Regions from separate parts of the Homo sapiens genome. Here region 1 is linked to region 2. The links are chromatin contacts, found by Hi-C or POLR2A ChIA-PET in ENCODE. All regions are on one chromosome and are shown on one strand. The core of a region is the stretch at or near the end of the contact, and the rest is flanking DNA. Distances in the headings are between cores, read along the strand shown.

The links. A loop is a pair of places that touch in the nucleus more often than their neighbours do. ChIA-PET counts read pairs that join two places held with the same protein, here RNA polymerase II (POLR2A). Pooled maps may share reads with other maps.
Region 1: a map of PC-3 shows a loop between it and region 2 (9-fold over the local background). The contact joins two enhancer-like sites. A Hi-C loop is called at or near these places in 2 of 168 maps with a recorded cell type or tissue (Calu3 and PC-3) and 1 of 50 pooled maps. POLR2A ChIA-PET finds 5 or more read pairs at or near these places in 1 of 52 experiments (activated T-cell).

The regions. Positions count from the first base shown.
Region 1 is chr7:46,782,585-46,789,559 of GRCh38, reverse strand. It overlaps the pseudogene EPS15P1. Among named protein-coding and RNA genes, the nearest start is that of SNORD151, 680 kb to the left of the region's middle. Within about 2 kb of position 3,324, at least 2 of the 41 ENCODE cell types and tissues checked have a DNase peak (open chromatin) inside an H3K27ac peak, as active enhancers do; they include PC-3, where a contact is called at or near this core.
Region 2 is chr7:46,481,486-46,488,127 of GRCh38, reverse strand. It overlaps LOC105375266 (a long non-coding RNA gene), which reads left to right and starts at 6,550. Exons shown (of 4, transcript NR_187896.1): 1 at 6,550-6,642. Within about 2 kb of position 2,232, at least 3 of the 41 ENCODE cell types and tissues checked have a DNase peak (open chromatin) inside an H3K27ac peak, as active enhancers do; they include PC-3, where a contact is called at or near this core.

The sequences.
Region 1 (6,975 bases), core at 2,075-4,574, 300 kb before region 2:
TGATGGTTGGATAATAACATTCTACTATATGTGTTTATGCATTCATCTTTGGATGGACATTTGGGCTGTTTTCACCACATGAAAAATGTTTCTATATACATTTGTGTACCTGGTTTTCTTTGAGTACAAGTTTTCAGTTTTGGGTGGTTTGTGTATAAGAGTGGAATTGTGGGGTTATATTGTAATTTCATTTAACATTTTGAGAAACCACTAAACTTTTCCACAAGAGCTGAACATTTTACACGTTCACATCAATACACAAGGGTTCCAATTTCACTTTCTCGTCAACACTTGTTATTTTCTAATTTTTTATAACCATCAACATTGTATTAGAAATTCTAACAGAGCAGTTAGGCAGAGATAAATTAATAAATAGCATAGAGAATAGAAAGGAAGAAGTAAAGTGATCTCCATTTGCATAGTATATAATCTGATATATAAAAAATCCTTAGGAGCATATTTTAAAATCTTTTGGAACCAATAAATGAGTTCAGAAAGCTTCCAAGATGCAAGTCAACATACACATATTTATTGCATTTCTGTATAATAATCAATGCCCAATTCAAAATTTAAATTTAAAAACCATGTTTAATTAAAAAACAGTTTTGTTTATAATAATACCAATATCAATATAAGAAAATATTTAGGAATGTTTAATGAAAGAATATAGGAACATATTTATTAAAATATATATTTAATGAAAGAAGTACAAGCCTTGTACCATGGAAACTACATGACATTGTTGAAATAAAGAAGACCTAAATAAATGTAAAAAAATCTGATATTCATGGATCAGATGATTCAATAATGTGAAGATGACAATACTCCCTATGTTGCCCTACAGAACCAACACAATCCTTATCAAAATCCCAGCTGCTTTTTTGAATAAATCAACCAGCTCATCTAAAATTCATATAGAATTGCAAGGGATCCTGTCTAGCCAAAGCAATTTTACAAGAGAACAAAACTGGAGGATTCACTTCCTGATTTCAAAACTTACTACAAAGCTACAGTCATCAAAATAGTGTGATACTGGCATGAGGATAAGCATATAGATCAATGAACAGAATTCAGACCTCAGAAATAAATCCTTGCAAAAAGGTCAAATAATTTTCAACAAGAGTGCCAAGATAATTCAATAGGAAAAAACTACTTTTTTCAACAAATGGTGCTGTGGCCAACTGGATATCCATATGTGAAAGAATGAAGCTGAATCCCTACCTCATAGCATACACAGAAATACACTGTAAATGACCACAGATGGAAATGTAAGAGCTAAAAGTATAAAATTTCTTAGGAGAAAGGATTAAGTTCTCATAAACTTAGGCAATGATTTCTTAGATAAAATACTAAACGTGAAAAACTGGACTTCAGCAAAATTTAAAACTTTTTGTTTCAAAGGATACCATCAAAAAAGTAAAAAGACAGAATGGAATAAAATATTTCTAAATCATATATCTGATAACAGATCTGGTTTTTGTTTGTTGGTTTGTTTTTTAGAGAAGGGGACTTGCCCTATCATCCAGGCTGAAGTGCAGTGGTGCAATCATAGTTCACTGCAACCTTGAATTCCTGAGCTCAAGCAATCCTCCTGCTTCAGCCTCCCAAGTAGCTGGACTACAGGCACATACCACCATGCCACCTAATTTAATGTTTTTTTTTTTTTTTTTTGGTAGAGACAAGGTTTCACTATGTTGCCTAGGCTGGTATTGAGCTCCTGGCCTCAAGTGATCCTCTCACTTCAGCCTCCCAAAGCACTGGGATTACAGGCATGAGTCACTGCACCCAGTCTGATAATAGGTTTGTATAAGTAATGTACTCTTGCAATCCATAACCCAACTCTTCTATTCTTCAAAAATGTTCTTAAAAATGCACAAAATGCTTAGCTAGGAATTACTTTCCTAATATAGTTGCAATATGGTATAGTTTGTACTGAAAGAGTCATTTTTATTTTGCTCTGGAAAGATGTTCTTCTCTTTTGTCTATGATGTAAATACATTTTTGGGCTCCTTTGGCTCTGTTTTTTTTTTCTCCCACAGAGATTCCAATTATCTTTAGATTGCATTTTTATTTTCTACATCATTCTCATCAATTTCATGCTTTTGACTTTTGCATTGTTGGAGAGGTCTCTTCTGTATTGACAATGGTAGCTAAGATTTGTCGTTGTGAATTTATGATCGACCAGACACGGGGCTAAGCACTTGAAGCATCTATTTTTTTTTAAAAAAGTATTTATACTCCTCATCATTTACCTATGAGACAAGTCATATTTTGTCTTATTTTGCAAGTGAGGAAACTGAAGAAAAGCATGCATGACTATCCTTTGCTGAATCACCCTGTCAGGGACAGAGGTGACTTAAGCACCTGCAGCTTTCTTTTAGGATCTGCATACTGGCTGATGAAACTACTTCACCAAGACCACTACGGCACCAGTGTGCTCTACCAGAGTATGGAGAGTTTTCCCTCTGTCTGATATCTCCATCTGAATTTTCTTAAATTCCTGTCTTATCTTTACTAGCCTATTTTATATTTTGTTCTTCTTAGATAGCTCTGTTATACCTCATCTTCCTTTTAATAATTGTTGCTAAGTAGATGATTCCAATAATTTCCTTCTGTCTCTGCAACAAAATTTTTTAGTTGGTCTCTGACATCTCTTTAAGGCAATGATTTCCCTGCAGTAATTGTATCTTTAGTCCTTATATTGATATGAAATGTATTCTTTGAAAAAACCAAGGCTGGAAGGCTCTCGCCTGATTTGCACTCTGGTGGGAATCATGCATATTGCCCTAGCAACCACAGCCATGCAAAAGTCCACAGGCTGAGGCCCTGGAGACTGGCAGACTCAGGAAGAATACTGGATAACTTTAAAAGGTATCCTACTTGCGGTGAGTTTTCTATTTGTTTATGAATTTTATTCCATCTCTCATTTTCACAAATAATACCTTAATGCAAGTATATAAGATAAGGGCAGACCGGAAACGCTATTACGGGTTTTCATTCCCTTCAGAAGGCTGCTAGTGGTACTGCAACTCCATGGACTAAAACTCTCTTTGATGATTGGCTGGCTGGCTAATTTGAACAAATTTGAACCTGCTTTCACTACAAAGGCCAGCTTTCCCTCTTCTTTCATCTCCTTTCCGCCTGTGGAGAAATGCATTACTGAGAGCTGTGAGCAATTGAATTTTTAATATTTGCCTAAGGACATGAGAAAGCTGGGTATTAAGTTACAATTCAAGGAACTGTGTGTCACGTAACTGCTTATTTCACAGCCTTGGATAGTTCAACGTCTACTGTTAACCACAGAGCTAAGTCAAGCATGCTCTTTCCTGGTACTACCTCCTTGTAAAGCTTCTGATGCTGGGTTATTGAGAACATAGTTTTCAAAGGTAAACATGACTAACTAAACGACCATTTTTTTCTCTGAAGAGAGGTAAAAACATACTAAACTGGCATTTGTATATTGCCATAGAGACTCCTCTACGCTTTCAGATACTCCTTTTCCTCATCTGCAATCTTGAAGTAAAAACTGCATTGCAGTTGGATATGAAACTAAAATGGAGAAATATTTAGGAAGTGCCCCCGCACAGTGCCTACCTTGTGAAAATAATCAAACGAGGGTAAGCTAATATTTGTTTATTATTATTGTATTTATTATCAAAAATAGTAAATGTACTTGATAATTTCTCTTTGAGTACACTAATGAAATAACTTAAAATGTGACAGAAAGAGAATTTATTAGGTTGGGACCTTGACTTAATAGAACCTATTATCCAGTGAATATAACATAACCTAATTAAGATATATAATATATTAACATATATATTATCCAGTGAATATAACATAACATAATTAAAACCAAATAGCCAATAAAAATAATTTAAGATTAGTCAACATAACTTCATACCAATGAGACATATGCTTATGGTGGAATCCTGTATACTTATTTGTCATTTTATTTTTTCCAGTTATGTGCATGTGCATTGGGTGAAATTGCCTTAAAGAGAAACTGACTTCTCTTTTACAATTCTTCAAAATCAGGCCAGCCTGTTTTGAGGCTCCTAGGATATCTATGGAATTCCAGGTATAATGAAATTGTTCCACAATCTTGTAATTCTCAGTTTAACTACTACTGAATAGTGACCAATATCCACACGGTGCCTTATACACAGTGCTTTATAATTTACCAAGTAATTTTTCACTTTATTCCTGCAACATCCTAATGAGATACGTGTGTGTATATATGTGTGAATATATATACACACACATCCTTTTTACGAGAAAACCAAGGACTGTAGAAGTTATGAGCTTTGCCAAGGTTATACAGCCAATAAATGAAGGACCCAAAATTTAAATTTAGTTCCAACTTCAAAGTTTATGTTTTAAACATACTGTATTTCCTTTCCAAGGTCAGTTGATTATACATATTCCAAATTATTCTAAATACCTGCTCTTATATCACGTATGAGAATCATAACACAGGCTTTATCTGTGACAATTGGTAAAACAGAAATATTTGGTCCAGCTCACTCCCCATGCTGGAAAATGACCATCTGTCTTGACTCTGGACTTCAGGTGTTGAAGTTCAGGAAATCAAAGTTGAAGTTGATTTACAACTAACCAGCTCTGGGTGAGTGACTCACAGTAACAAAGTTTACAGGATCTGATTCACACATCTACATGCCAATTCATGGTTAAGGAGCAACCTTCTTGCTGTGGGAACCAATGCTCTTTCTTTGTAGAAAGCACCTTTCTGAGTGTGTTTGTCTATGGAAGTACCAAGCTGCCAATAGAAAGTCAGGGTGCTGAGTTTGGCATCTGAGCAAAGGGACTTGCATTCTTTAAATGTGTATTTCTGGATATCTCTGCAAGTCACACAAATTAGCCTTTCTAATATTTCAGAAAAGAATTAAGGTTTATTTAGAACGAATCTTATACAAATAGTGAGTAATTAAAAGGCTGGGTAATTTCAGTGTAAACTAAATTAACAAGGAGCAACAGAAACTCTCATCCGTTGGCAGATGAAATGTGAAATGGTGCAACCACTTTGGTAGAGAGTTTGGTAGTTTCTTACAAAACTAAAGCACAGAGTTAAATATGACATGGTAATTGCATTTCTACTAATTTACTCAATTGCACTGAAAATCTCTGTCTATACAAAACATTATGATAGATAATCCTACTGCTTTAAATTCCTTTTGCTATCATTTCTGCTTATCATTAGGATTCTTATAAGTAATTTGGCAGAACAAGTGAAACTGCTTCAGAATGGAAATGTCACGCATATATTCTATAATATTACATGCTAATATTATGGTCATGCTTAGTTCAAAATGGTGGGCTTAACAGGAGCGGATATAGCAATATGAAGCTTATAGAATCTCTGCTAGAATCTTTCAATATTGATGTTTTTCAGTGTGCGTCTCAGACAAAATGTGGATAAAAAGTTAAAGGCAATGGGGGGATGTTGCAAATCCACAGCGCAAATTTTTTCAAAACTCATTCCCTTCTACATTCATTTATTCATAATTTATTTTTATTTTATGTATTTTGTTTGCTTTTTTCCTTGACATACCAGGAATGTAAGGCTAAGTTGTTTTTCTAAAAATCCTCTCAAGTAAAACAACTAATGATTAAAAATTGGTATCTGGTAATCTGACCCAGAATCTTGCCTTTTTTTCCCCCCTAGAGATGGAGTCTTACTCTGTCGCCCAGGCTGGAGTACAGTGGCGTGATCTTGGCTCACTGCAACCTCCACCTTCCAGGTTCAAGTGATTCTCCTTTCTCAGTTTCCTGAGTAGCTGGGACTACAGGCATGTGCCACCACACCCACTAATTTTGTGGATTTTTAGTAGAGATGAGGTTTCACCACGTTGGCCAGGCTGGTCTTGAACTGACCTCAGGTAATCCGCCCCCCTCAGCCTCCCAAAGTGCTGGGATTACAGGCATGAGCCATCACGCCCGGCCCTCACTTGTTTTCATGGACCTAGATTTATCACGCACGTCTATATTTGTACATCTATAATCACATACTATTTATAAGTTGTTTTTAAGACCTCTCAAAACCTTATAACAGAAGATTTCTTCCAGGACCCAATAGTGGTGATTGGGAGATCTTCTTTTTTTTTTTTTTTTTTTTTTTTGAATTCGATATTTTGGAACTTATTTATAGGCTAGACAATAAGTTACTCAGATTAACCCAGATCAATAGCACCTTGACTTGGTGACCCAGAGAATTCTAATTAGCTTTTAGACACATTTTTCTTTATCTTGATATTCAGTACATCATGTAAGTCAGTAACCATGTTAAACAAAATTAAAAGGACAAGTTATAGTTTACTTCACAGTCTATTTCAAATTCAGTTTGTGCACTAGGTCAGTTTTACAGGAAATGGTCTTTTAACATATGAAGAGTATAGATAATCTGTCAGGTCTCTTCTCTCCCAATTAAGAAAACAAGAATTATTTTGGCTAACTTGACAATTTTGTAAATGAAAAACATGAAGTGAGTAAATAAATCACAAAGATGGACAAAAAGCAATATGATATAATACACATCACTTTTTCCATTTGTATTCGGTAAGTTTTTACATTTCAAGTAATTGAAATATATATATGTTTTTCTTTTATATATATATATACACACACATACATATATAGTACCTTCCAGTTCTAGATTACTAAAGTTTATTCTGCAAAAGTACAAAAATAAACCTCTTAAGAAGTAAACAGGACAGGGCATGGCAAAAGCGAATGGCTGCATGTTAAGATTTTTTCTTGCCTTATATTGATGGGTGTATTTTAGGTGATAAATTTTCTTCACTATTTAGCACTTAAAATGAACATTTTCTTACAAACATTAGTTGTAAGAAACTGATTTTTATTAATTAGCAAACACATTGAGAGGTATCTGTTGATCTGTTATTCTTTAAATCCAGATAAATATTTTTAAAAAATAATTTCACACATGAGGCTTTA
Region 2 (6,642 bases), core at 983-3,482:
TTCTTAATATTTTAAAATTCCAAAGCACATATTTTCTACATGTAAGCAGATAATCAATCAATATTTCAATATTTTTCTTTCTTTCTTTTTTTTTTTTTTTTTGAGACAAAGTCTTGCTGTCACCCAGGCTGAAGTGCAGTGGTATGATCTCTGCTCACTGCAGCCTCTGCCTCCTGGGTTCAAACAATTATCCTGCCTCAGCCTACTGAGTAGCTGGGATTACAGGCATGTGTGCCACCACACCCAGCCAATTTTTGTAATTTTACTAGAGATGGAGTTTCACCATGTTTTCCAGGATGGTCTCGAACTCCTGACCTCAACTGATCCACCTGCCCCAGCCTCCCAAAGTGCTGGGATTACAGGTGTGAGCCACCATACCTGGCCATCAATCAATATTTCTTAAATTAATACATAAATAAATGCATGAGTGGGCAGAAGGATAGATGAATTTCACATTCTGTGTGAAGAAGAGTTTACTTGACAGTAATTTATACTTAAAAATACAAATGCAGGAGTCATGAAATCAAAGCTGGGGTTCCCTCACAAACCATCTAGTGTCTCTATGGGAGTTCTTCCACTGGGAGAACTGAGGTAAGGTGCCCATGGCCTCCCAGCCAGTAAAGAACACATCTGAGCTCAAAGAGGTGCTGTTTGCCTTTACACCCGGCAGGTAAGAAGAGCAGAGTCAAAGACAAAAGGAGGAATGAGGGAGCCTTGAAAGATTAAATTTCAGAATTAGTCATGACTGGCTACTGATGGTCATGTTCCCTTCCATGCATATCACTTGCTTTTACTGTTTGAAAATTCTCCACATGTATCACCTCATCTCCGAGTCCAAAGATAACCTGAATAGGTGATCTGGACATCAGTTAAAAGGTAAGGAGATGAACATCTTTCTTTATGGACATTTGGATCTTAATATGTTTGTAAAGCATGCAAACATCTTTTAAGCTCTGTGTTCTGCACCCTTGAGAAGATGTCTGTATTGCAGTGGTTCTGAAACTGTGGTAGCCACATCAGCAGCATCAGCAGCTCCTGGGTGCTGGTGAGTAACACGAGTTTTCAGGCCCCACCCGAGACCTAGTGAGTCAGAACCTCAGGACTGGGCCCAGCAGCCTGCGTTGTGTCAAGACTTCCAGCTCATTCTAAGGCACACTCAAGTCAGAGAACCACTGTTGTGTTATTGGTGCAAACATCCCAACAGAGAAAGTTAGACATACAATTTATGAAGACGTGGAAGAATAAGAGATGTCAAGGTATCTGTAAAGGAAGAATAAAATCTTATTTAGATTGTTAAAGCCCAGCAAATATGTAGTGTTTAATTGACATCCAGGAAGGTTGAGTCATTTGTCAAAGTTCACACAGCCTCCTAGGAGTTTAAATCATTATGAGTTTAAAAAGACATTTAGAATGACTACTGAGAATAAAAATGAAAAAGGACAACAAAAAATATTAAATAGGAAGCGATTCCAAATGCTAGGAATTGCTAAAAGAAGCTAGAGAGGAATTTATCTGTCAAAGCAATGCAGTTTGCTTTTTTCCACCCTGCAGTACTAAATCATGCTTTTAATTCAATAATGGCATGTAAGAATAAGCTCATTAAATGAGTTAAACTTTTGTGACCCTGAAAACTAGTTTTCTGCATGTTGAATCTGTTGAGAGCACAGCTGAGACCCATCTTCTACCATCTCTGTTGACATTTTTATCAGGTAAGAGGTCACTATGGTAATTATAGAAGAGAAAAATATAAACAAGTGCATATTTATTGTATTTCAGATTTTATCTTCTGTGTCTTCTATCCTCATAGGATGCAACTATCTTTCACACTGATAAGAGTGGCCTTCCTCCATGTTCACTCTGTCAAATGCCTTGTCACTTCATGTTGGATGATAATGTCTATGTCCATGTGAATGAAAGATTCAGACAGGCACAGATTTCAAACTCTCAGCAATTAAGAACAAATAAATTTTGTAAGTAAGAAATCGAAATTTTTTAAAAGCTTAACATTTGTTTCACTTATTTAGAAAATATGATTTTAAGCATTTACACCCTTTTTTTAAACATTAAAAATTGCGATGAGACACACCAATGTATGAGCCTGTTTATCACGTGGCCACATAAACTCAGGAATGGAGGAAATGTGATTGATGTAAATTTATAGTAAGTGGTTAGTGACTCAGGTGGTAGGTTGATAAAAAACTACTCAGAAAAGGCAGAATGGACCTCAGGCTAACAAGGCTGGATTGTATATGTTTAAATATCTTTAAAGATAATGCATTGGCCAAAGAGTCAGGGAATTGCCATGAACACAGAGAAAAGACAGTAGTTGTGGCAGAGGCAGATAAGACAATTGACCCATGGACAGCAATTGCTACTTTGCAAAAACCACAGCTGTACTGCCCTGACCACGCTTTTTAGATTACCTGCTCTCATTTTTTTCTGATCCTGTATCTCATAAAGCCTTGCTTTTGCCAGTTTTCCAAATATGGGAAAAAAATGCCTGGTCAAACCACTGTGCATTCCAACCTGCAGGAGGATTTTTGTTTATCTTTGTGAATTAGTAACACTGGCATTGCTGTTGAGTTCATTTATTCATCCAAGTATTTCCTTAGAAAGGAGCTTCCTGGGTTTCTGAGATAGTGAGCTCCCTGGTAGGGGAGAAAGATAGCATGCAGGTGTTACTATGACTTACTTTGGAAAGCGACCCAGTGGGACACAGCCCAGGGCAATGATCTACCTGTCAAGGAGGAGGTAGTGGCACCAACTGCACTTTGGAGAAAATGACACCCTTGAGCTGGTTCTAAAATGACAAATACAGTTTGGCCAGCTTTGTGTTTTTGTTTTATTTTGCCTTAAAGGAGTAATAGGAAAGGACTTTGAGGCAGAGAAGGGGACAGAAAAGCAACCCTCTAAGTAGAGTGCCCCATGCGGGGGGTGGTGTTGGGAGAGGAAGTGTTTCCACTAGTAGCCTTCGAGTTGTGATGTGGAAACTTCCACCTGCAGTGCCCAGGGCAGGGCAGAGAAGTCAGGCTTCAGGGAACACTAGGCTCTATTCCACAGGCAGATGTCAGGAAGGAGGAAGTGAAGAGTCAGCAGAGCACTTCACTTGCTGGTAGCAGGTGGAATATGGATCGAGAGACAGCCAATGGATTGAGAGGTGGAACATGGATTGGTTGAAACAAACAATAGAAATATTGTGTGATCCACAAAGGCAATTTTAAAATTCTTTAATAGCCACAAGAAACAAGTGAAATAAATGTGATAATGTAATTTATTTAACACAATACATTCAAACTTTTGTCATTTAAAATGTCATCAGTACACAAATTTATTAATGATAGTTTACACTTACTCTTCTTGTACTTGGTGTTTGAAACCTTGCATGTATTTTACACATAAAGCATATTTTTATTTACAGATGCTAAACTCATCACAATTACTCGATCTGTGTTTAGATTTCATTAAATTTAAAGTTGAAGAGTACATTCACATGCCGGAGTTTTTCAGAGATTCTGAAAGGGTTTTTTTCTCTCTCTTTTGTTTTTTTGTTTTTCTGTTTTGAGATAGAGTCTGGCTCTGTTGCCCATGCTGGAGTGAGGCAGTGTGATCTTGGCTCACTGCAACTGCCACCTCCTGGGCTCAAGTCATCCTTCCACCTCAGCCTCCCGAGTAGCTGTGACCACAGGCACATGCCACCATGCCCAGGTAATTTTCTGTGTTTTTGATTGAGACAGGGTTTCACTATGTTGCCCAGGCTGGTCTCAAACTCCTGAGCTCAAGCAATCCAACTGCCTCGGCTTCCCAAACTGCTGGGATTACAGGCATGAGCCACCATGCTCAACCAGAGATTCTTAAGTTTTCTAACAACTGAATTCAGTATCTATATTTTCTTGATTTAATGCAATTAAATACTACTAAAACTTCAGATAACTGGTTACACCAGTCACATTTCAAGTGCTCAGTAGCAACATATGGCCATTGGCTAGTGTATTGGACAACTCAGGGATAGAGCAAAGAGACTTGGAGGATAGGATCCATTTGGAAGATTTATGTTGTAGTCACAGAAATTATGACAACAGTTTAAGCAAGGTTAATCATAGAAGAATGAATATGAGATGGAATATTGGAGAACTATTAGAAGGCATAATGGACAAACTTAGTAAGAGAGAAAGGGAGTAGTCAGGCAAGTCCCCAGGGAGCTGGTGTGAGGGAGTGAGCAAATGGTGTTCTCCCAGGAAGACTGTGTGTGCAGGAGAACACAGGAGTTGAGAGAGAAAGAACGACTTCTACTTTGGACAAAGCAATTCCAAGGAGCCCATGGTACTCTGAAGCAGACTGACCACACACAAATAGCCCTGGAGGATTAGTTATTTGAAGAGGGTTGGAAAGTAGTTATTGAACTTTGAGAGCTATCGGCAGGTGGTAGTCAAAACCCGCCAGGCTCTATGAGGTCTTTGTTGAAGTGAGTCCATCTCTGAGGTGCACATCTGCTTCAGCGCACAGAGAAAATTAGAGTTTGAGCCTGAAGGGTCCTGGCACAGATTGTGGCCTAGGTTAATTTGACTTAAGTACTGCCTGCTGCTGACATCTTGGTAGGCAATTTGCTAGTGTCTTCGGGAAACTCCTAGATTCATAACTTTGTTCCATATTTGTCTTCCAGATTTTGCAGGTGTCATCTGCTTGTCATCAAAGGCTTATATGCAAATATATTTAAGAAACGTTTTCCTTTCTTTACTGATCCCTAATAGATAGTAGTTATGTGTCTGGTAGGTTACATGCAAATTAAACACATATGAACGGGAGAATTCAAATACACTGAGGAAAGCTCTAGATACTAGATGTGGTGTTATTTTTGTAAATGTAAAAGCAGTCACAAATTGTACAAGTTACCACTAATTAGTACAGAAATTTAATGAAATTTTTTTTAGTACAGCAAATAGGAAAACTCAGTTTTAAGTTTGCATTTTATAATATTACAATCATTAAATATGAACTCAATTCAAATTGGAGAAATTTAAGCTTTAGAATGAAAAGATTTATTTCTACTTTTATGGAAGAAAGTAGAATTCTTTCATCATTACTGTACTTTTTAAAAATTATTTATTATACTTTAAGTTCTGGGGTACATGTGCAGAATGTGCAGTTTTGTTACATAGGTAAACATGTGCCATGGTGGTTTGCTGCACCCATCAACCCATCAACTGCATTAGGTATTTCTCCTAATGCTATGCCTCCCCTAGCCCCCACCCCACAACAAGCCCTGGTGTGTGATGTTCCCCTCCCTGTGTCCATGTGTTCTCATTGTTCAACTCCCACTTATGAGTGAGAATATGCTGTGCTTGGTTTTCTGTTCTTCTGAAAGTTTGCTGAGAATGATGGTTTTTAGCTTCATCCATGTCCCTGCAAAGGACATGAACTCATCCTTTTTTATGCCTGCATAATATTACATGGTGAATATGTGCCACATTTTCGTTATCCAGTCTATAATTGATGGACATTTGGGTTGGTTCCAAGTATTTGCTATTGTGAATAGTGCCACAATAGACATACATGTGCATGTGTCTTTATAATAGAATGATTTATAATCCTTTGGATATATACCCAGTAATGGGATTGCTGGTTAAATGGTATTTCTGGTTCTAGATCCTTGAGGAATTGCCACACTGTCTTCCACAATGGTTGAACTAATTTACACTCCCACCAACAGTGTAAAAGCGTTCCTATTTCTCCACATCCTCTAGAGCATCTGTTGTCTCCTGACTTTCTAATGATTGCCATTCTAACTGGCATGAGATGGCATCTCGTTGTGGTTTTGATTTGCATTTCTCTAACGACCAGTGATGATGAGCATTTTTTCATATGTCTGTTGGCTGCATAAATGTCTTCTTTATATGCAGAAAACTGAAACTAGACCCATTCCTCACACCTTATACAAAAATCAAGTCAAGATGGATTAAAGACTTAAATGTAAGGCCTAAAATCATAAAAATCCTAGAAGAAAACCTGGGTAATGCCATTGAAGACATAGACATAGGCAAAGACTTCATGTCTAAAACATCAAAAGCAATGGCAACAAAAACCAAAATTGACAAATGGGATCTAATTAAACTAAAGAGCTTCTGCACAGTAAAAGAAACTATCATCAGAGTGAATAGGCAACTTGCAGAATGGGAGAAGATTTTTGCAATCTATCCATCTGACAAAGGGCTAATATCCAGAATTTACAAAGAACTTAAACAAATTTACAAGAAGAAAACAAACAACCCCATCAAAAAGTGGGCAAAGGATATGAATGAATACTGTACTACTGTTAATAAGAATCATATATAATAATTCACAAACATTTCAGGGCTGGTTAGAGTAGCCTTTCCTTTATGAGTTCATCTTCTTTAAAGGACAGAAATGGCAGTGGATTGCAAGTCTCCAGTAGGAGACAGCCCAGGTGTTCACAATGGGGGCACTATCGATGACACAATGACCCAAATCAAACAAGTGAAACATCACAGAGGCAGGAAAGTTCTGCCCCAAACCCTGCAAGAACAGGGACTTAGAAAAGCTTAGACATTCATAGGAATAAGACCTCCAGCTATTTATGGGTTGATTACAAGCTCAGTATGATTCAATTGATGATTAGATAGTAGA